Linked DNA regions of Homo sapiens: regions 2 and 3 are each linked to region 1. A link is a loop called in an ENCODE intact Hi-C map of the cell type or tissue named here. Cell type or tissue: heart right ventricle. All regions are shown on one strand.

Evidence for each region. A loop is a pair of places that touch in the nucleus more often than their neighbours do. Peaks named below come from ENCODE experiments on the same cell type or tissue, not always from the same donor. Only the 100,000 strongest peaks of a DNase experiment are listed, where the experiment ranks them.
Region 2: a loop joins it to region 1, with 3 times the contacts of the local background. A loop is called at or near these places in 4 of 110 quality-filtered maps.
Region 3: it touches region 1 in a loop (1.9-fold over the local background); 2 of 110 quality-filtered maps call a loop at or near these places.

What each region holds. Positions count from the first base shown.
Region 1 is chr4:118,737,587-118,745,586 of GRCh38, forward strand. SEC24D (SEC24 homolog D, COPII component) reads right to left here. Exons shown (of 23, transcript NM_014822.4): 14 at 7,358-7,474; 15 at 6,402-6,572; 16 at 3,355-3,451; 17 at 3,077-3,222; 18 at 1,563-1,701; 19 at 675-793. Among named protein-coding and RNA genes, the nearest start is that of METTL14, 56 kb to the left of the region's middle. In heart right ventricle, CTCF peaks have their summits at 3,485 (motif pointing right) and 3,688; no DNase peak of the experiment used is centred here; H3K4me3 peaks cover 876 bases; H3K27ac peaks cover 4,476 bases.
Region 2 is chr4:119,141,300-119,149,299 of GRCh38, forward strand. The region is part of intron 2 of MYOZ2 (myozenin 2); the gene reads left to right. LOC105379404 (a long non-coding RNA gene) reads right to left here. Exons shown (of 2, transcript XR_001741421.2): 2 at 4,952-8,000. Among named protein-coding and RNA genes, the nearest start is that of MYOZ2, 9.5 kb to the left of the region's middle. In heart right ventricle, no CTCF peak of the experiment used is centred here; no DNase peak of the experiment used is centred here; H3K4me3 peaks cover 7,479 bases; H3K27ac peaks cover 4,121 bases.
Region 3 is chr4:118,811,870-118,819,869 of GRCh38, forward strand. SEC24D (SEC24 homolog D, COPII component) reads right to left here. Exons shown (of 23, transcript NM_014822.4): 4 at 5,395-5,543; 5 at 3,582-3,857; 6 at 3,159-3,286. Among named protein-coding and RNA genes, the nearest start is that of SEC24D, 20 kb to the right of the region's middle. In heart right ventricle, no CTCF peak of the experiment used is centred here; no DNase peak of the experiment used is centred here.

The DNA.
Region 1 (8,000 bases):
ATATTTGATACACAGCTATAAAAAATGCCATCTAACTTTTATTGACATAGAGAAGAATGTGAACAAGAGAGCAAATGCAAAATAAATGTGGACTTGAGGTTCTGCTTTTCCTTTTATAGGAGAGAGACTAAATGAGGTTTATTCAAAGAATCTTCTAAAATTTCAAATTACTAGATGATGGAGAGAGTCAATTCTTTGAAAACTCTTCACACCTATTAATAACTTTTAAATGTAAAGAATTCCTGTATTTATATTTATAAATTATATTTGTTTATAAAATGTTATTACTGCCATCAGCTCATGTCAACTTTGTTAATATGCCTAAAATGTATTTAAGCATACACATTTCATAACAAAATACCCATCTCTGGATACAAAACAGAATCCTGTTTATATTAGGACACTTCTTACATATAACATTCTTTTGTTTATACATACCGTAGTGACTGTCAACTGAATATGCACATCCATTTTTTTTGTTCACATTTTTAAATGTTGGCTATAAAAAAAAAAACCACAGCCCCCCCAAATTGCATTCTTAATCTTCTCAGCTACACTGTTTACTGTAACAGCATCTAAGTGCCTGCAACATCATAAGCCTTCTATAGCTATGTGCTGAAGAAATGAGTAGTCGTTTGTAACACTTTAACATCTATGTGCAATAGGTAGCTCACCTGGCTTGCTGCAGAAGGACTTGCACAATTCTTCCGGTAACATGCCAACATATGGGCAGTCTGATTAACTAGAATTTCCCGGATGACCTTCAAAGGCTGGTGGAGAACTGCTTTAAAAGCTACATCACAAAACAATGAAAAGGACATGAGTTTTAGCTCAGACACTGATCTCTTCAAATAATCAAACAAAAAAGAACAAGTTGCTATTATCTTCAGACCACCCAGCAAGAATAATAGCATTTAAATCTGTTCAAGTCATTTGCTAATGGTCTCCTCTTGACTAAATATGATGATCTAACTAATGGAGAACATTGGCCTACCTACAGCAAAAGGTTATATTGGCCAGATTTACCTTCAGAATATTAGAATTGTACACACAGAAAAAAAGACAGGCCAATTTGTCATTTTTTGATGTCCTGAATTCTTACGGGCTGGATTGCTACCTTTTCCAAACTTTAGTGTAGAATTTCTCAAGGAAAGCCAAAGAAAATTCCACCTTGGGCCCATTCTATTTCATAGTTATCATGGTATGGATAAGCAAGTTTAGTCTAACATTAGAGATCGTCTCTGTCCATTAACCCAATGTGTCAGAGGGCATGATCATGTACCATAATAAGGGTCTAAGCATCATATTCCTAAATTTCAACTCAGACTGCCACCCCAGAAGTTAACTTTAAGTAAGTCTGTATAGCCAGACCCTGAACTGAGTTACCTCACTTATTAATTTAGAGTTAGGAATGCTGACTATTCTCTCTCAGCCTTTGCTTTTATTAGTTCTGAATTTACCCACCATAAGGTTGCAAAACTACAGTGCTTTTTAGCTACTGACAAATCTTGACTGAATTACTAAGCAAGGTTTACTGAACCTCAGGATTGGCAAAGTGTTACCTGACTTGGCAAAGAAGTTGATAAGAGCATCTGTCTCACAGCTCTTATAAAGATCAGCTAGCTGAGAGCTGCAGTTTAAGCCAAGATTGTGAATCCGAAGTCTTCTTTGACCACTGATTGTCGTGTAAAGCACAGCACACTGTAGAAGCAACATTGAGGTCACATGTTTTTCTGATTAACATATCCACCCAAGCTAACTTGATCTTACTTGCATTTACAAAACACTGTGTACAGATAGATAAAAGACCTCTAACTATTTTTCCACAGTTTTTTTTCTATTATTGTTAAAGAATGAACAACAGGAAATATGGGAGAATAATGACCCATTCATTTGCTGGGTTTCAATGTAGCACTTCACTGGTTTAAATTGTTGAGTGATTCACATGTAAATATCTATTTCACATTTCTACAACTAGTCTGCATTTTTCATAGCTCATGTTTTATTACCAGGGATCCAGGGGCAGAAACAATACCTTCATGTGCTCAGAGCCCTACTCAAGGCTCACTTTCTTAAAAACATACAACTAGCTTTCACAATGGACTTAGGTCTTATGCTGATGATATACATTTGAAGAATGCATAGATAGAAGCATTTCACCAAATATATGTGATTAAAAAATAAACTTTAGTTAAAAGTTCTTCTTCAACCTAATGCCAGCCTCTCTTCATCCTTTAAAGATGATGCCAATGTTTGGAAACTATGACCATGTATATCTAGTGGTCATAGTTTTTCTTGTTTTAATTCAGTCTCTATGGCTTCTAGTTAGTTTCACTTTAAAGAAAGCCAAATCCTATTCCACTTGCTTAACATCGTATTACGGGCTGAACTGTGGCTCCTCAAATGTCCTAACCCCCTAGTACCTAAGTATTTGGAGATGAGGTATTTAAAGAGGTAAATTAATTAAAATGAGTTCATTAGAGTGCACCCTAATTCACTATGACTGGTGTCCTTATAAGAGGAAAAACTTTGGATATAGGCATGTAACAGAGGGAAGATGATGTGAAGACACAGGGAGAAGAAAACCATCTACAAACCAAGGACAGGGGCCTGGAACAGATCCTTCCCTCTAGGCCCTCAGAAACCTTGATCTTGGAATTCCAGCCTCCAGAACTGTGAGAAAATAAATTTCTGTTGTTTAAGCTGCTTATTCTGTAGTGTTTGTTATAGCAGCCCTAGCAAATTAATATTCATATGGTAGATGTGAATAGGTGCTGAAGCCTAACAGAAGTGAATACCGTTGGAAGTCAGTTTGCTGATGCCTGTGATACTTACCACAAATTTGCTGGACTTGCATGCAATGACACATAATTGTCACTTCATATAAGTAGCAAATATGAATGAGTATGGAGAAACCTCCCAACTGAGTGTTCTAATCTACTGACTTTTGACTTTGGAGAAAGAGTTGAATTTTTTTATGAAGAGACTAACACATTTGATGGTATTTCAGTCTCCCCACTGATCATTGTCGGCAACAAACTAAAATAACGAAAGGTGGGAATACACTTTCAATCACCTGGATTAAGGCTCCACTGTCTTCACTGAGTTTGTCATCGTGCTTGAACTCCACGGTCACTGCCTTGTCACAATCGATGGCAGCCATTTCTACATCGGTGGTGTTGTTCATCAAGATTCCACCAAAGAAATCAGTGGCTCTGAAACCTAAAGATAAGGGAAAAAGGGAAATTTTGCTTGTCTTTATTCTACTGTTATTTTCTTTGTTGGCCTGTTATTAATTTGAAAAAGAAACAATTATTCAAGAGAGACCCGAAGAATTGTATAAATGATAATTACCTGTGCTGGTACGAACCCTCATAATAGCATCAAAGCCTATTTTCTTTTCAATATCATTTCTGAGGTCGTTCAAAAATTGTTGTCTATCCAAGTGCATCTAAAAAATAAAAGTCTAATCAATGTCCACCAGATGGCAGTAAAATACTTAAAATAACGTTCTCATTTTAATCCTGAGTTATAATAATTATTTTTAAAATCCCGATTTAGCATATTTTTTTATTATATATTATGCTTCTTTGGTTAAAGAAAATATAGCATTTTTGGACAGTGTTTCTTAACTTTTGAAACTAAAATCTCATCTATTATTTTCTTTCATTTTAACACTTGGATGAGAAAATCGGTTATTAATTGCAAATGGGAAAATTAAGAGAGCATAAGTGATCCACTCAGTGGCTTAGGGTTAGAGACAAGGTTAAGACCCAATGTATAATACCCGTTTAATGAGGCTAGGGAAAGACCTTGCAATTGGGGCTTTTTAAGTCTGACCACATTCAGAGCTTTGTGAAGCTATGTCAGGGAAAGTAGAAACCCCTTCTCCTAGCCCTGTTAACTACTCTACGATCACCGTATTTCTGAAAACTGTCCACATTCCACAACTAAGCAACATTTATATAATATGCACATGTGCACAATACTGAGCTCAGAGGTCACCCAAGAGAGGAAACAAACTAGCTGAGCTTCTAAAGCTTCTCATCTGTCAGTGAAACTCTTTAGGAAATTCTCACTACTACTTGACACATAGGAGAGACACTGACGCACGCATCTCATCCCTTCCCCCCAGTCCCAAACACGAAGGGAATGAAGGAGGAAAGGAAAGAGGGAGATCATAGACACAATCTTTACAATAATCCCTTTAGTTGCTTACATACAACTGGGTGGTGCCTGCATAGTTCTTGACCATCATTTTTATCTTACAATGTTATTGAATGGAAAAGACTATTAAAATTTGTATTGTTGAAGATAAGAAAGAAATGCTACGGCAGGATTCAGTTTTGCAACAACTGGAGTAAACAAACAACTGAATGGCAGCATAGGCAACATTAACACTCTTTTATTATAAAATATTTTACTGCCTGTTTACATCTTACTGGCTTTTCCTCTGCTGCATTATAACATTTCTTTTTTAGTAACATTGAAAGAATCAGTAATAATTATGGATACACTGAGGTACAAGTAAATATCCTTTTATATCAGAAATGACATGGGGTTGGCAAGTAACTCAAAAACTTAAATAGAAAAAAAAAAGTAATAAGCCTGGATGATTACACCACAGAGCACCCCCTGCCTACACATCACTTGGTAGGCTGCTCTTTGAAGCCAAGTCACTACCATGTAGATGATCACACCAGTACATAGCAAAGGACCTAGCAAGAACCCCAGCACAATTCACATATGCCAGGAATGGAAGATGATAAAGTCCTTTTTGGAAAAGTGGGGGGGGGAAAGCTTCTGATGAAATTTATCCCCCTAACTGGAAAAGGAGCTAAAATTGATTAGCATGGTAGGCTTCATGTACCTCAATACCCAGAATGTGGGTAGAATCAGTAAGGGTCAGAATTCTGTATGATTATTAAAAGTTTATTTTCTAGAGTGTATCTGAAAAAACATACTTTTATCCAGAAGTCTTAGAAAGAGTTGTTAAAGCTTTTTCAATTTTATTTCATTTACAATCTTTGGTCTTATCAAGTCCCTTAGTTTATAAAGAAATATGTAACTAGTCTCTATTCATAATTTTATTGATGATTAATAAAAACAGATGATGACTAACATTTGTCATTTATGTTGGAGAATACACCTTCCCAGTCCATGCCTCCACGCCTGCCCAGGCACACACATTAGAGGTACACCCCTGACCCCTTCTCCTTAGGTGATGGGGAGTGACTCATCTGATTAATAAGTTTGGGAAAAGGAACTGGGTGGGCACAGCCCAGCCTCTTCTGGGTCCTCTCCATAGGAAGGCAGCTTGCCTGCAGGAGGCACATATTTTCTGTCCCTCAATACAGTGTTTTTTTCAAGGCACAGGGGTCCACAGGAGAAACTCAGATCGTGCCCACTCTGTGCCGGGGCGCATAAGTTTGTGAAATTCAGGGGTGAATCAGCAAGCCCACTTGCCTGCAGACTCAGGCCCATTATAGTGCTGACATTTTGATTGTCTCTTGAATATCTCTCTCAATCAGGCTTGGAAAAGAGAAGTGTAATGAATTGATCCCTAAAATCCCAATAATTTAAAACAAATATGCAGTCACTTTTAAAAACATTATCTTAAGTATATTTTACATAAAATATATTTTTCTCCATTATGAAAGCTCACATTGATATTTGACTCTGAGGATGAATGAGCTCATTCTATCACCAAACACTTAGGAAGTATGGAATTGCCGAACCATAAATATATATGGTTCCTATATATATATATACACACACACACACACACACACAGTTGTCTCTCGTTATCTGTGAGGGATTTGATCCAGAACCTCCCACAGATACCAAACTCCACCAGATGCTCAAGTCCCTGACATAAAATGGCATATTTGCATATAACCTACACACATTTTACGTGTCCCTTAAATCACCTGTAGGTTACTTATTTTTAAATTTTTTGTAGAGACAGGGTCTTGCTATGTAGCCCAGGCTGATTTTGAACTCCCGCCCTCACGTGATCTTCCCACCTCAACCTCTCAAAGCACTGGGATTACAGGCATTGGGCCACTGTGCCCTGCCTATGTTACTTGTAATACCCAATACAATGTGAACGTTATGTAAATAATTGTTATCCTATAGGGGATAATGACAAGAAAAAAGTCTGTACATATTCAGTATAATGCAATATTTGGTTCTGAGTATTTTTGATCCGAGGTTGGTTGAAGCCAAGATGCAGAACTCTCCTTATAAAAAGGACCAACGGTATACTTTGTTTTCCATCTGCTCTTGAATTTATATGTGTCATCTACCCACCAGGGAACACAGCTTTTTAAACCTATAATCTAAACAACAAAATTAAAATGGGAGTAGAAGACCAAGGTGAACAAATTGCTGGCATTTACCTGGAAATTGTTGTATTTGTAAAGGGTTCCTCCAGTGAGCTGAGGAACCAGCCCCAGCGAGGCCACGTCCACATACTGACTAGGAAAGAGGAAGAGTGTCACAGAGCAGCCGTGAGCCACGCAGTCCTTGGCCAATGAGTCATAGACATTTGTTTGGGGCTGGAAAAGTATCTGGAAAAAAGATGCAAAAAAAAAGAAAAAATAAAAATTACAAAATGTTTTTGGTTTAAATTTTAAATTTCTATTGAATTCTTATTGAATTTTCAAAATGGAAAAATAGACATTTTCCCGTTAAGTGAACTGGGCTGAAGAAACACACTGTGGTCATCATCAGTGCAGTGGCCACCTGCTGAGCACCCAGTCTGTGCCAGGTCCGTGCTGTGTGAAATAATTGTGTGTTTAATTTTATTTGATACTCCATCAATCCTAATGGAGCTGATACTGCAGCCCTTACTTTACAGACTTAGATGAGGCAACTTGTGTGTTGCCGTGTAACCACTAGTTGGGTCCCTATATCCATAGCCTTATCCTTCCCACAGACATTCCCCTCACTGCTACACTGTCAGAGGTTTTAGGTGAAGGCATATTTTGAGAACCCCACACCTGTGCTTCATGCCTCAGGCCTCTGCCGCCAAGGGAAGAGTTTGTCTAACATGGTAAAACTCCTGACCTCGTAATCCACCTGCCTTGGCCTCCCAAAGTGCTGGGATTACAGGCATGAGCCACCGCGCCCAGCCTGGGGCCTTATTTTAATTTACATATTTCAGACATCGGTTTTTCTAGGAATATAAAATATTTTAAGTTGTCTGTAATCCAAAATATTCCTGTAATATGCAATGCCCTGGACTTAATTTATGAGATTTAGTTTCTCCCCTTTTTTCTTACATGAAGAACACACTGCCTCTTTAACTCCTCTTAATAATTGACATATGGATACTCAAAGAGTTACAAAGTACCTTCTCTTTGTCTGTATTAACCAGTTTTTTGTCATCTCTGTTTTTGAGCTTCCCTGGTGCTTCAGCAGTTGGCAAGGAAGAATGGAAGATGAACAGCTTCCCAGGACAGTCTGCTGCCTAAAAAAAAAAAAAAACCCAAAAACCCACAGAAAATGCCGTGAGTAGGAACATTTTAAGAGAATCAGAAAATAAAATATAAGTTCTTTCTATGAGCTAAGCACTATATTCATTTAATTTAATCCTCATAATAACCTTTGTGTCCTTGGGCAGGTACTATTCTATTTTACAGATTAGAAAACTGAGGCTGAGAGAGGACAAGCCAAAAGTCATAAAATTTGTAAATGAAAGAGAGCCAACATTTAAAGATAGGTCTGTGTATCATAACACTTTAAAAAAACTATTAAAATGATGTGTTACGACGAAATACTTTCTTATTTAGCCTACAGTATAGTCTTTCAGGACCAGGTAAATCCCATAATGTAAAGTAGATGGTAGAATTCCCAGGATGGTGATGCCAGAGAAGTTCTTATTTCAAATCTTCAGTAAACATGGATTAAAGCTACAGTGGTATTTTGAGGAAGAATGCATAAGAACGTAGTGGTGGTGTGGCAACAGTAGACAACAGGAACCAGCTATGAGGCAT
Region 2 (8,000 bases), 400 kb after region 1:
ATTAGATTAACTCATCTAACTGAAGTTCTCAGTATAAATGACACCAATAAGAAAGTACACCTAACCATATTATTTTCTTTCTTTCTTTCTTTCTTTTTTTTGAGATGGAGTCTTGCTCTGTTGCCCAGGCTGGAGTGCAGTGGTGCAATCTCCGCTCACTGCAACCTCCACTTCCTGAGTTCAAGTGATTCTCCTGCCTCAGCCTCCCGAGTAGCTGGAATTACAGGTGCCTGCCACTACGCTTGGCTAATTTTTGTATTTTTTTAGTAGAGACATTTTGCCATGTTGGCAGGGCTGATCTCAAACTCCTGACCTCAGGTGATCCACCTGCCTCAGCCTCCCAAAGTGCTGGGATTACAGGCATGAACCACCATGCCCGGCCTTATTTTTAATAGATGATCTAATGCCACAAAGACAACCTTCTAAGCCATGAAGGCAAGGATATGTATTCTAAATAAAACATATCATTTATCAAGCATCAAGATTAAACACACCGTTAAGAACCTGTGCAAGGGTTTGCAGCGAAGGGCAGGCAACAGCTGAACTTAGAATCTGTGTGCTCAGCTGACAGCGTTCTTGACTCTGAAAGTTTAAGTAATGAGAGTGATCATGCATTAGATTCCTTAACTCACAAATGGTTCTGAAACCCTTGCTCCAGTGACATCATAAATTTAACTATTAGAAGGGAAGGGAAGGGAAGAAAACCTTGGAAAATTTTGTTTGTGTGTTTTATTTGTTTATGCAATACATCCCTGACACTGATGGATGTGCCCATTAGTATGCTATTATATATTTAACAATTGCTTCTTGAATGGGGCAGCAGTAGGGATGTTTTGATTTGTAGAATTTGCAAATTTCTGTGGTATAAATGCTTCCACCATGGCCAAATTCAAGCTACCACCATGGAAGCACTAAATGCAGAGCTGGAAACAGATATGCAGTAGTAGAACATTACATATTTTCCCTATACAGTTACAATGGATATAAATAACCTCAAGAGCGTAACGTCTCTTCTATCTTTTATAATCTAAATTGAACTTGCTATTTTGAATCCAGAATCAAAAAGTTGAAATATCGCATCCCCATCACATTGTCTAGTATGTTGAGGGATATTCATAGACACACTAAAAAATAAACTTGCTCATCCTTCCATGGTCCAAACACATAGTGACAGAGACTCCAAACACTTGCAAATAAGCAAGGGTGAATATTCCCTGTAGAACTCAGCAAAGCTGACGAGCAACTCCCGGGAAATTGTTGCAAAATACCCTCATGTACTCTGCTCTGTTTTTCTTATGCCTTTTCCATAGGCTATTTCTACCATTCCTGGGGACTGTGAAGTGCAGCATTTTGCTTTGTTTTGTTTGGGGATACTAGAGAGCCAGACAAAGCTGTTCTGCATTGCATTAGGAAGAAGTATAAAAATTTTTAAACATTTTAATAATAGACTTTATTTTTTAGAGTTTTAGACTTGCAGGAAAGTGAGGGAGAAAGTACGATGAGTTGCTGTATAAACTTCTTCCCCGCTGCTGTTTCCTCTATTATTAGCATCTTGCATCAGTGTGTATTTGTAACAACTGATGAACCAATATTGATAACTGTTGCACTCCATTTTGTGCTGCTATAACAGAATACCTGAGATTGGGTAGTTTATAATGAAAGACATTGTTCATGGTTCCAGAGGCCAGGGAGTCCAATATTAAGGTGCCAGCATCAAGGGAGGGTCTTTTTGCTGAGTCATCAAATGGCAGAGGACAAGAGAGAAAAGGGGGCTGAATTCATCTTTTTATAAGGTCACAAATCCCACCCATGAGGGTGGGGTACTCATGGCTTAATTACCTTTTAAAGGTCTGAGCTCTTAATACTGTTACAATGGCAATTAAATTTCTTTCTTTCTTTTTTCTTTTTTTTTTTGAGATGGAGTCTTGCTCTGTCACCTAGGCTGGAGTGCAGTGGCCTGATCTCAGCTCACTGCAACCTCTGCCTCCCAGGTTCAAGCGATTCTCCTGCTTCAGCCTCCCGAGTAGCTGGGATTACAGGTGCACACCACCACACATGGCTAATTTTTGTATTTTTAGTAGAGATGCGGTTTCACCACATTGGCCAGGCTGGTCTCGAACTCCTGACCTCATGATCTGCCCACCTGGGCCTCCCAAAGTGCTGGGATTATAGGCGTGAGCCACCGCGCCTGGCCTGGCAATTAAATTTCAACATGAGCTTTGGAAAGGACAGACATTCAAACCACAGCATTAACTAAAGTCCATAGTTTACATTAGGATTCACTCTTTGTGTTACGCAGTTCTACGGGCTTTCACAAATGCAGTGTCGTATATCTGCCATTACAGCATCACACAGGATAGTTTCTCGGCCCTAAAAATCCTCTATGCTCCACTTATTCATCCGTCTCTCTCTACCTCCTTCCAAGTCCCTGGCAACTACTGATCTTTATGCTACCTTCTAGTTTTGTCTTTTCCAGAATGTCAAATAGCTGGAATCATACAGTAAGTAGATTTTTCCGACTGGCTTCTTTTACTTAGAAATATACATTTAAGAATCCTTCATGTCTTTTCATGGCTTGATAGCTCTTAATTAAATTTTTTATTTTGAGTTTTTTTTAGATAATCATAGTTTCACCTGCAGTTGTTAAGATGTAATACAGGGCTATCCCATGTGCCCTTTCCCAGTGGTAACATCGAGCAAAACTATAGTACAATATCACAACCAGAATATTGACATTGATACAGTCAAGAGACATAATATTTCCATTCCCATAAGGGTCCCTCATGTTGCCCTTTCATAGCCATACCCACTTCTCTCTAGGCCCCATCTCTCCTTAAACCCTGACCAATCACTATTCTGCTCTCCATTTCTATAATTTTTCTGTAATTTCAAGAATGATATACAAATGGAATCATACAGCATATAACCTTTTGGGAATGGCTTTTTCATTCAGTGTAATTCTCTAGAGATTCACCCGGGTCTTGTTCTCAATGATTTGTTCCCTTTTGTTGCTGAATACCATGCTGTGGATGGACCACAGTGTTTTTAATAGTTTACCCATTGAAGTACATCTGGGTTGTTTTCAGTTTTTGATTATCAAGAAGGAAGATGCTATGAACATTTGGGTATATGATTTTTCAAGAACACAAGTTTTCATTTCACTGGGATAAATGTCCAGTATTGCAGGGTAGTTCTGCATTCAGTTTATAACAGAATTTATTAAATTGTTTTCTAGAGTGTCTGTACCATTTTATATCTTCAGCAGCTATGTATGAGTGACCCAGTTTCTCCACATCCTCACCAGCAAATGGTGCTGTCATCATTTTTCATTAAAGACATTCTGATAGGTGTATAGTGATATATCATTGTGATTTTAATTTGCATTTCCCTAGTGACTGATGATGTTTACCATCTTTTCAAATGCTTATTTGCCATCTGTATATCTTCTTCAGTTGAAATGCCTCTTCATGTTTTGGCCCACATTCTAATTGGATTGTTTGCTTTTTTAATAGTGAATTTTGATAGTTCTGTATTTATGCTAGACTGTTTTCAAGGTTACATGTTTTGAAAATATTGTTTCCCATTCTGTAGCTTGTCTTTTCATCCTCTTAGTAGGGTCTGTCTCAGAGCAAAAGTTTTTCATTTTGATGATGTCCAGTTTATCAATTATTCCTTTTATGGATCATGATTTTGGTGTTGTTTAGCAACTCTTTGCCTAGCCCTAGGTCCCAAAGATATACTAAAGTGATTTTTCTTCCTTAGCCCATTAACATGGTGAATCTTTGCCTAGCTCTAGATCTCAAAGATACAGTAATGTGATTTTTCTTCCTTAGCCTATTAACATAGTGAATTACATTGATTGATCTTTGAATAGTGAAACAGCCTTGCCTCCCTGGATTAAACCCCACTGGCTCATGATATAAAATTCTTTTCATATATTGCTTAATTATATTTGCTAATAATATGTTAAGGATTTTGCTTCTACGTGTATGTGGGATATGGGATATTGTTTTGTAATTTTTTCTGTGTGCGTGTGTGGTTTTTTTTTTTTTTTTTTTTTTTTGAGATAGGGTCTCACTCTGTCTCCCATGTTGGAGTGCAGTGGCCTGATCTCAGCTCACTGCAACCACCTCCCAGGCTCAACTGATCCTTCCACCTCAGCCTCCCAAGTAGCTGGGACCAACCCACCACCATGCCCAGCTAAAACTGTGTGTGTGTGTGTGTGTGTGTGTGTGTGTGTGTGTGTGTGTTTTTGGTAGAGACTTGGTTTCACCATGTTGCTCAGGCTGGTCTTGAACTCTTGAGCTCAAGCAATACACCTGCCTCAGGCCTCCCAAACTGCTAGGATTACAGGCGTGAGCCATCCCACCTGGCCTGTCTGTGTGTGTTGTCTTTCTCTGGCTTTGGTATCAGTGTATTATTACCTTAATGAAATGAACTAGGAAGAACTCTCTTCTATTTTGGGGCAGAGATTATGTGACATTGGTGATAATTGTTCTTTAAATATTTGGTAGAATTCTCCAGTGAAATGATTTAAGTCTGAAGCCTTTTGTGGGGTGAGGAGATTTTTAGACTATAAATTGAATTGCCTGAATAGTTATATAATTAATCAAGTACTCATTTCATGTTGGGTGAACTGAGGTAATTTGTGCTTTTTGAGGAACTGGTCAATTTTTTCTAAGTGCTCAAGTTTATGTGAATTTATATGTAGAATTGTTTGTAGTATTAATATTCTTATTATCTGTTTGCTATCTGCAGTGTCTGTAATGATATCTCTGATTTTGTTCCTAATATTGTTAATTTGTGTCTTCTCTATATTTTCCATGTTAATCTTACTAGAGATTTATCAATTTTACTGATCTTTTAAAAACCAGCTCCATACTTCATTGATTTTCTCTGTTGTTTTTCTGTTTTTTATTTCACTGGTTTCTGCTCTTATCTTTACTATTTCTTTCGTTCTGCTTGCTTTGAGTTTATTTTGTTCATCTTTTTTTTTTAGATTTTTTGGGGTAGACACTTATTTATTGATTTGATACTTTTTTCTTTTTTAACTGTGCATTTAGTGCTATAAATATTCCTCTCAGCACTGTGTTGACTGTTTCCCATAAATTTTGATATGCTGTATTTTCAAATTCGTTTAGTTCACTGAATTTTTAATTTCCTTTGAGACTTCCTTTTTGTCCCATGAACTATTTAGAAGTATGTTGATTAGTTTCCAAGTGTTTGGAGATTTTCCTGTTATCATTCTGTTACTAATTTCTAGTTCGGTTTTATTGTGATCAGCGCTAACAATCTGAATAATTTAACCATTTTAATTTGTTGAGGTTTATTTTATAGCCCAGGATATGGTCTATCTTGATATATATTCCACTGGCACTTGAAAGAAATGTGTGTTCTATTGTTGTTGAATAAAATATAAATGTCAATTAAGTCCTATTCGTTGCTAATATTGTAGAATTTTATATTCTTACTGCTCTTCTGCCTAGTTGTTCTATCATCTGCTGAGATGGGGGGATTGAAGTTTCCAACTATAATTGTAGATTTGTCTATTTCTCCTTTTAGTTCTACTTTTTTACTTTAAATATTTTATAGCTCTGTTTTTGGTGCATGTACATTTGGGATTTCTAGGCAATCTTTGTGGATTCGCACTTTAATCATTATATAATGCCCTCCTCTGTTTCTGGTAATCTTTGTTGCTGTGATTTTATCTGATATTAATATCAGGTAATATTTGGTTGATGTTGCTTGATATATATTTTTCCAATCTGTTACTTTCACTTGCTTATAATGTTATCATAGGCAGTGAGTTTCATGTAGGCAGCATCGTCCAACAAACCATAGTTGGTTCACCTTTAATCCAATCTGACATCAATTGATGTATTTAGATTATTTACATTTAATTTATTAATGTCTTAGAGCTTAAGTATGTAATTTTATTTTTAGTTTTCTATTTGTCATCTCTGTTTTACATTCCTGTTTTTTTTTTCTGCCTTCCTGGAGATTACTTCAGAGTTTCATTTTGGTATAGTGTTTTCAAATGTATCTGTTCATATAGCTTTCAGGAGTTGCTCTAAGTATTGCATTATATATGCATAACTTATCACAGTCTACTGATGTTGTCATTTTACCAGTGCAAGTATAGAAAATTTATCTACTTTTGGCCAGGCACGGTGGCTCATGCCTGTAATCCCAGCACTTTGGGAGACCGAGGTGGGCGGATCACTTGAGGTCAGGAGTTCGAGACCAGCCTGGCCAACGTGGAGAAACCCCGTCCCTACTAAAAAAACAAAAATTGGCTGGGTGTGGTGGTGGCAGGCACTTGTAATCCCAGCTACTCGGGAGGCTGAGGCAGGAGAATCACTTGAACCTGGGAGGCGAAGGTTGCAGTGAGCCAAGATCGGGTCACTGCACTCCAGCCTGGGTGACAGAGTAAGACTCTGTCTCAAAAAAAAAAAAAATCTACTTTGATGTCTTTTTATCCTCTCCTGTTTATAAAATAATTGTCTTAAGTATTTCTTCTACATACATTTACATCAGTCAGTATTATAATTTTGGCTTCTACAATAAAATATAATTTAGAAAGCCCAAGAGGAGAAGGGAAGCCTATTGTATATAGCTATATTTCTGCTTACTATATACCTTCTTTATCTCTGATGTTCCAGGCTTCCTTCTTTTATTGTTTCCTTTCTGTTTTAAGAAAACTTCATTTAGTCATTCTTTTAGGGTAGGCTTTCAGGCAACAAATTCTCTTAGTTTTCCTTCATCTGAGGATGTCTCAAGTTCCCCTTTATTTCTTGCAGGATATATTTCACTGGGTATGGGATTCTGGGTTGACAATTCTTTTCTTGCAGCACCTAGAAAAATATGGTACAACTTCCTTTTGGCCTCCATGGTTTCTGATGAGAAATCCACTATTATTCTAGTTATTTTCCCCTTATATAAGTAAGTTGTTTTCCTCTGGTGGCTTTCAATATTTTCTCTTTGTCTTTAGTTTTCAGAAGCTTAATTATAAGTCTTGTTGTGAGTTATTCAGGTTTATTATGTTTAGGGTTCTCTTAGCTTCTCGAATCTGTAAGTTTATATCTCTTGTCAACTTTAGGACATTTTTCAGCCGTGATTTCTTTAAGTACTTTTCCAGCCTCCCCTTATTTTTCCTCTCCTTCTGGAACTTCAATGACATGAATGCTATATCTTTTATTAGAGTCCCATGAATCCCTAAGAATACCTCGTTCATTTGTTTTCAAGTCTATTTTTCTCTGTGTTGGTCTTATTGGGGAAATTCTATTCTAACAGCTAAGTGATTTTTCTCATTTGCCCCCTCTATTTTACTATTGAGCCCATTCACTGAGCTTTTTACTCAGGTTATTATATTTTGAGTTCTAAAATTTTTGTTTTGTTCTTTATATCTTTTATTTCTCGACTGAGATTTTTTTTTTTTTTTTTTTTGCTGCTGCTGATGGAGTCATTGGCAAAAAAAAAAAAAACCTTTCCATTTAAAGAATTTGTTTCAAGTGGTTTCCTAACTGCTTTCTGAAGCATTGTTTTAAATTATGGGTACTTTAAAATATTTGTCAGATAGTTTTAATATCTCAGTCATCCCAGTGTTGGCATTTGATTTTTTTTTTAATTTTTCATTCAGTTTGAGATTTTTCTAGTTCTTTGTATAAGTGATTTTCATAATATATATAAGTGATTTTCAATTTAAGCCTGGACATTTTCACATTATGTTCTGAGATGCTTGCTCTTTAAATAAACCTTCTTTTTCATCTGTTCTTATCTGACACTGCTCCAGCAGGAGTGCCAACTCATTACTGCAGGTGAATGTAGAAGTCTGGGTTCCCTATTTGGCTCCACTGAAACTTGAGGGGAGCCTCTTTGTTATTGCTGGGAGAGGACAGGAGTTCAGACTCCCACGTAGTCTTCACTAAGACTGCGGAGACAAGGAGCTAGTTACTGGCCAAAAGGAATGAAAGTCCCAACTTCCCACTCGGTCTCTCTGA
Region 3 (8,000 bases), 74 kb after region 1:
GAATAAGTGACAGATTACAAAAATAGCCAAAATTATCTACACTTCCCTGTATCAATGCTCTTTTCAATGTTGCCTTGCCCCTCCTCCCATCAAGAGGCAAAGTCCATTTTTGAATCTGAGGCAGTCTTGGGACTTGCTTTGGCCAAGAAAATGTAGCAGAAGTAGCGATGTGCCAGTTCCAAGCCTAAGCTTCAAAAGGCCACGTACACTCCTACCTTCCCTTTTGGATGTCTGCCACCCCATGAACAAACCCAGTATACCGTACTTGACAATGTGGCCTGGTCATTCCTCATCAACAGATGGGTACCAAACACAAGACACACAATTGACACTATCTATGATGGGCAGAGTGGTGGCCCTCAGAAAGATATGTCCATGTCCTAATCTCTGAAATCTGTGAATATTACTGATATGGGAGGCGGGCAGGGAAGTGCTGGGTAGAGAAAGGTGGGTCCCTGGTTAGGGCTCTACCCCCATGGACCTAGGTGAGGACAGGCACTCATCCTTCCGTGCCCAAATGTTGCATTTTCCAAAACCACCCTGGCCCGCCATACCCCCATCCTGGGCCTATAAAAACCTGAGTTCCTAGTGGGGAGACACAAAGGCAGCCAGACGTGGAGAGGAGCACATCAGCGGATAAAGATACAAGCAGCTGGACAGCGAGAGGACGTGGAGGGAGAATGCCAGTGGAAGAGCACACTGACAGACATGGGAAGAGGCGGAGTTTGGCCGGGGCAGTCGGAGACCCAGGGCCACTGAGTGGTGGGACTCCAGAGGAAAATCATCTCCCTCTGGCTCCCCCACCTGCTGAGAGCTACTTCTACTCAATAAAACCTTGCACTCATTCTCCAAGCCCATGTGTGATCCAATTCTTCCAGTACAGCAAGGCAAAAACCTGGGATACAGAAATCCCTCTGTCCTTGTGATAAGGAAGGGGTCTAATTGAGCTGGTTAATACAAGTCACCTATAGACGGCAAACTAAAAGAGCACCCTGTAACACACGCCCACTGGGACTTCAGCTGTAAACATTCACCCCTAGACACTGCCATGGGAGTCGGAGCCCCACAGCCTGCCCATCTGTATCCTCCCCTAGAGATTTGAGCTTTGGAGCACTGAAGAAGCGAGCCACACCCCCACTGCATGCCCTCCAAGGGGCACGAGGGAACCTTTTCCATTTCATTACCTCATATGGCAAAATAATTTTATTAAGTTAAGGATCTTCAGAGGAGGAGCTTATCCTGGCCCTGAATGGAATCACATGTATAAGAAAGAGGCAGAGGAATTTTGAGACAGACACCCAGAGAAGAAGACACAAAGAGAAGGAGGACTCAATGTGACCACAGAAGCAGAGACTGGAGTCACATGGTCACAAGCCAAGGAAGACCTGGAGCCACCAGAAGCTGAAAGAGCCTAGGAACAGATTCTCCTCTACAGCCTTCAGGGGCAGCACAGCCCTGCTTAGTCCGTTTTTCATTGCTTATAACACCTGAAACAGTAATTTATAAAGAAAAGACATTTATTTCTTATAGCTATGGAGGCTAAGACGTCCCAGGTTGAGGGGCCACATGTGGTGACAGCCTTCTTCTGGTGGAGACTCTGCAGAATCCCAAAGCGGCACAGAGCATGACATGGCAAAGGGGCTGAGCGTGCTAGCTCAGGTCTCTTTTCTTCTTCTTATAAGGCCACCAGTTCCACTCCCATGATAACCTATTAATCCATTAACCCACTAATCCATGAACGGATTAATCCATTCACAAGGGCAGAGCCCTTACGACCCAATCATCTCTCAACACTGCCACACTGGAGATTAAGTTTCAACATGAGTTTTGGAGAAGACAAATGTTCAAACCACAGCACTTGCCAACATATTGATTTTGGACTTTTGGTCCCCAGAACTGTGAGAGAATACATTTCTGTTGTTTTTAGTCACCTGATTTGTGGTAATTTGTTACAGCAGCCACAGGAAACTAATACATTATCCTAAACCATCCACACTCTAGCCAAGCCTCCAGCTGACCCCAGATGCATGAGCAAGCTCAGCCAAAATCAGATGAACCTGGCCCAGATTAGAAAAACCGGGAACCCACTGGGTCATGAGTATTAATAAACAGTAGTGCTAAGCTACTGTTTTGTAGCAGTTGGTTACACAGCATAAGTTAGCTAATATGGTAGCTTTTCCTGCTCCTTTATTTCTAATTCTTCAAGTACTTATGTTTATCGAACCTATTCAAAGACACAAAATAAACTGTAGCCAATTTCGTTATTATTCCAAAAGGATTTTACATCCCAATGCCATAAGATTGGCAGCTTCCCTGTCTCAGTGACATTGGGCTTTGTTTTATGACTTGCTTCAGCCAAGGGCACATGAGTGGTTATGACACATGCCACACATGAGTGGAAGCTTTAAGAGCTGTTGCACATTTTGGCCAGCTCTGTTTCCTCCCTATGCCACAAAATAGCATGTCCTCAGTAGTGTTTGCCTCTTCACGCTGGATTTTGGAATGATAAGGACGGATGAAGCAGAGCCTAAATCCAATCTGCAGCTGCCACAGCCTACATGTAAACTGAGTGATAAATACATCTTTGCAGTTGTAAGCAAAGTTGGGGATTGTTTGCTATGCAGAATGGCCTTGCAAAGCTTGACTGATAAAATTATTAAAGAGTAACCCTCCAAAGAAATCACTTGAGTGAAGAGTTTAGTTCTAACTTTACATTAAAAAAAATTTGTTTTTTTATTGTGCAAGATGTAAAATATACTTTCAGTCTCTATGGGTTTCTCTTATTGAAAAGGATCCTTTAGTTATCTAAAATAGCATATTTCTATAGGATATAGTCTGTTAATTACTCATTAGATAGCGATACTGCCAAAATATGTCAATGTAAACATTGTAGACACTGCCAAGTTTATATGACACCAAAAAAAAAGAAAAAAAAAATCAGCACAGGCTGCTCTTTCATGGAGACCTTTAGTATGCCCATAACCCTAGCATGCTTTCCCCCATACATGCATATAAGGAAGGAAGCCTTCCCTCTATGTGATGAGTATCTCCTAACTTCTATGCTAATGAACAGGATAAATGCTAACAAACTGATGAGTTGCTGAGAAAAATTAATGCTCCTTTGTGAGTGAGACTGTGAGAGTGAGAAGAGTACTTACTGGGCTAGGGATAGAGTCAGGATCCAGCTTCTTCTGGGGCTGTGGCGGACCAGCCATCTGTGCAGGACCTCCAGGGAAGCCTCCTGGGTAAGACAGTTGTGCGCCTGCCATCTGGGGACCAGAGTTGGCTGCTTGGAAAAAATTTAAAGAGAAATGACTATCATCCCAAATCCAGCATGTAAGACTTGTTGACGATATTATGCTGTTCAGTCAAGCATGTTGTATTTTTCATCTTATTAAAAAAAGCAAGGAGTCAAGTATGAGTGTGGTTCCCCATTTCTTTGCTCTTGCCAAAACTCTTCAAAAACTACCATTTCTTAAAAGTAAGTGACAGATACCTAGTAACATAGGAACAAAGCTGATTTTCAGTTAAGGGTTCCCCTGGGTAACACAAAGCCTTCCCCTGCACCCTGTCCGCCTTACCCTGCTGCGGAGGATATCCAGCACCCAAGGTCTGGCCTGGAAGAGGTGGGGGCTGGTACTGGGCATTTGGAGGAGGAGGCCCAGAGAGCCCATCTGGTCTGTACATTGGTAGAGGCAAAGGTGAGGCACCAGGACCATTGAGTGTGGTGGGTGGTGGTGGAAGAACTTGAGATCCAGGCTGCAAAATGGAAGGCTGTGGAGGTCGTGGAGGAGTCTGCAATGATGTGGCTGACAGAGGGCCAGGGGGTCCCTGGCTTGGAGGAGCCATGCCTGAACCTGTGTGAGAAAGGAGACCAGCCCACTTAAATACCACATTTCTCAACTCTCTGACTTCTGCAAAGTACATGACAGAGATGTTTGTTTTCCTGACATAAAGCAAGAGGACACCCTTAGAAACACATGTTTGGGTTTTTTGCCACAAATTGAAATCTTCATTCAGAAAATAGAACAAACGCTATTTTATACAACTGGGATTTTTTCTTTTTTTTAAGGACAGGGTCTTGCTCTGTCACTGAGGCTGCAATACAATGGCAAGATAATGGACCACTGTAGCCTCAACATCCTGGGCTCCAGTGATCCTCCCACCTCAGCCTCCCAAGTAACTGAGACTACAGGCACACACCACCACGCCAAGTTCATTTTTTTTTTTTTTTTTTTTTGTAGAGTTGGGGTCTCGTGATATTGCTCAGGCTGGTCTCAAACTCCTGGGCTCAAGCAATACTTCCTCCTTGGCATCCCAAAGTGCTGGGATTATAGGTGTGAGCCACCATGCCTGGCCTGGAAAATTTTTAAAAGGTAAAAGCAACATTTATAATTTAAGTAAGGGAATTCATAGAATAAATTTTAACTCAGTTGTGTAATTACATGATATATGCATTAATTAAAGCATCTGTATCTGGTACAAATCTAGAAAATCATATAAAAATTCTATTACATAACAAGCATTACTCAGGTAAATTGCACATTCAATAAATTATTTGCATCCTGTGCGTGACTTGACCAAACAAATTTCAGAATTAGGTAGAAATAACCAGAGACAAGAGAAGGGCCACCAACATGCTCTCCAATCATATTGGAAATAGCTGTAAAACCAGATTATGTTTTCCTTTCTCTGATTATGGGAAACTGGGTTGCTTCTTTGGAGACTTATCCATTTTGAAATGAGTAAAAGACAGAAAATAGAGGGGTTTTAATGATACTTCAGAAAACTAATTTTAAGTAACATGGAAACATTCTTCATCTAGATAAATGGCCGACTGTGCTGTCATTACAGTGGAGCTTTCCATGACTCACAGGATATACAGCATTTCTGTTGATGTAAATCTCAGTACTGTGACTCTTTCCTCTCCTATCTTCTCTTTTCTGCCTCACAACATCTGAGCTTCCACTCTTTCCATGATCTAAACACATAATTAAAATGCACTGTGAAACAATGAGTACTATATTTCTGATTTGGGGGCCCCATCATAAACAATACAAGGTTTAAATTATCCTTATTTATTTCTTAAAATAATTTCACTATTCTAATGTTTATTTGTGAAATCAGCATTTTTTGTCTTTTCTTATTGTTCAATCATTGAATGGAAGGTATTCTGAGGGTCCTTCAATTACCTTGAAATAAGTGGCAGCATGATCAAGAAAACAATTAACTATAGCCATACATAAGATAGATGCTTTATTATTAAAAATGTCCAAATACTACTTCAACACAGTATGCCCTAGTTACATCTATTTTAAAAATGAAGAAAACCTCTCTCATTAAAAATGACCAGGACACAAGGCAGTCAATAAACACTAATAATAAAACTATTACCATAGCTGTTGATTTGCATAGCACTGAGCTGGCTGCCCAGCTGGGTGACAGATGAAGTGGATATAGGACCTGGATAAGAAGATTGTGCAGAGGGTTGGTATGGTGCATGTGAGGATGCCACATTGTTGACAGGTGGAGGGCCTGGAAATCTGAGAGAGGAAAACAGGATGTCAAACAATATCACAGCGTCTCAAGCAAATGGCGTACAATAATGTTAATAGCTTGTAAAATTAAATTAAGCCTGTCTAGTAGGCCTAGGAAAATGACTGATATTATATACTAAATCTTTAATTAAGCTTGACATGAACTCAATATGATCATGTAGCATCATCTTATATTTATGCTCACATGCTGAACATGCCAAGACAGAAAAAAAAAATCCTAATGTGAGCATAAAACCAGTTCTGGAAATCAATTTGGGAAACTGAGCCAACCAGAGCCTTATCTATACTAAAGTTAATCATCAACAGAATGAAAATCAAGAAAACAATACAGCCAGGAGCAGCGGCTCATGCCTATTATCCTAGCACTTTGGGAGGCTGAGGTGGGAGGACAATTTGAGCCCAGGAATTCAAGACCAGCCTGGGCAACATAGTGAGACCCCCTTCTCTACAAAAAATAAAACAAAATAAAATAAAAAATTAGCCAGGAGTGGTGGCGCTACTTGGGCGGTTGAAGTAAGATGATCACTTGAGTCCAGGAGGTCAAGACTACAGTGAGCTGAGACTGCACCACTGCACTCTAGCCTGGGCAACAGAGCCAGACCCTGTCCCAAAGAGAAAAAAAAAAAATCTAAAAATTACATCATGCTTTACCTTTGATTTAGCTTGAACTTATTAGACGTTTATTTTTTCTTGTTCTGCATTAAACAATGGCCGCTATCTGGACAATGTGCCTAGCATGGTTAATCTGCCAAATGCGATTAAAGCCTGCCTGAGAGTCACATTATAAATTCTTATGAATTTTAAATTTTAAATTAAGTTTTCCCAAATGGTATACTCTGATTTCAATTTCTCTATCTGAAAACTGGAAACTATTTCCCCATGGCCCATGTCTTGCCTTCTGCCCCCTACTGCCATTGAGAGGTTAGGAGCAGAGCCTGAGGGAAGCCAGTGCTTGCCTGAAGTCCCACAATTTATTTGTGACAACACTAGGACCAGCGTTTTTCCAGGTCTTCAGTGAGTGCACTATTCAAAGCATCACACTAATTTTATCTTGTCATTTTTCTCCATATGTTTAAATTGAATAATTATTATAAACAAAACAGAAAATTAACCTTCCAACCATTACTCTGAGTGCATGACATTAAGCATATTTGCAGAATAGTATCTCACACTTTGAGATAAATAGGTGAGTGATGAAAATGCTCTTTTCCACTCATACCTCTGAACAGCTTATTTCTGCAGTCTATGTTTTATCGGTAGCCGGAATTGACTTTATAATTTAGGACTCTTCTGTAATGATACAGAAAGGCTGCCTAATAAAATACATGTTGCAAGAAAAAAAAAAAAGAAAATGGTCTTTCCATTCTTTCCATTGTACGCACAAGTACAAGCTATCCTATAGCAGAAAATTGGCTAGAAATAATGGAATGAATAACATTGTAACCCAAAAATACTGTTAAACAAAACTATCCAATTTCTCTCCTGTCAAACTTTTCAAAAAGCCCAACACAGTTAGGCTAAGCACCCTTTGACTTAAATACTTTTTGGAAGAAAATGAATAAAAGATAGAAAATACAAACATTAACTTTTCACAGTAAAAGTTTTCTTTATATCTCTAATCAATTAATGACACTGGTGAAACACAAGCACAAAAAATATAATTCTAGTCCTGCATGACACATTTAAAATATGTTGTGATCACTAAAAAATGATTTCAAGAATTACATTAAAGGTCTGTTTTGTAAATCCATTGTTTCCTAAGACGAAAACATTTCTTCTTTTTAAGAAATAATACTTTTTCGTCTTTTAAAAAAACTTTGTCTGCGGGGCGTGGTGGCTCATGCTTGTAATTCCAGCACTTTGGGAGGCCGAGGAGGGCGGATCACGAGGTCAGGAGATCGAGACCATCCTGGCTAACACGGTGAAACCCCGTCTCTATTAAAAATACAAAAAATTAGCCGGGCGTGGTGGTGGGCGCCTGTAGTCCCAGCTACTTGGGAGCCTGAGGCAGGAGAATGGCGTGAACCTGGGAGGCGGAGCTTGCAGTGAGCCAAGATCGCGCCACTGCACTCCAGCCTGGGCAACACAGGGAGACCCCGTCTCAAAAAAAAAAAAAAAAAAAAAAAAGTTTGTCATAGGGAATAAATGAAGTAATTACACACAGGCAGAATATACATGTACTATAGAATATATTCATGGATGCAATGAGGTATGGTTACAGATGTTGGATTTGATAAGCAGAAACTGGGGATGTTGCATTTATATGGAGAAAAAACCTCCCCAAAACATTTTCAAAGGTGTTTCATAAATGCTAGTACTTTTAAATATACAGTTCTGTGAATCATTTTTTGTTTTTACAATACAGGTAGGACAAAATATATTTCAAACAGGAGTTATAACACAAGCAGCTTCAAGTATTTTTTTTAACTTAACAAAGGTTAA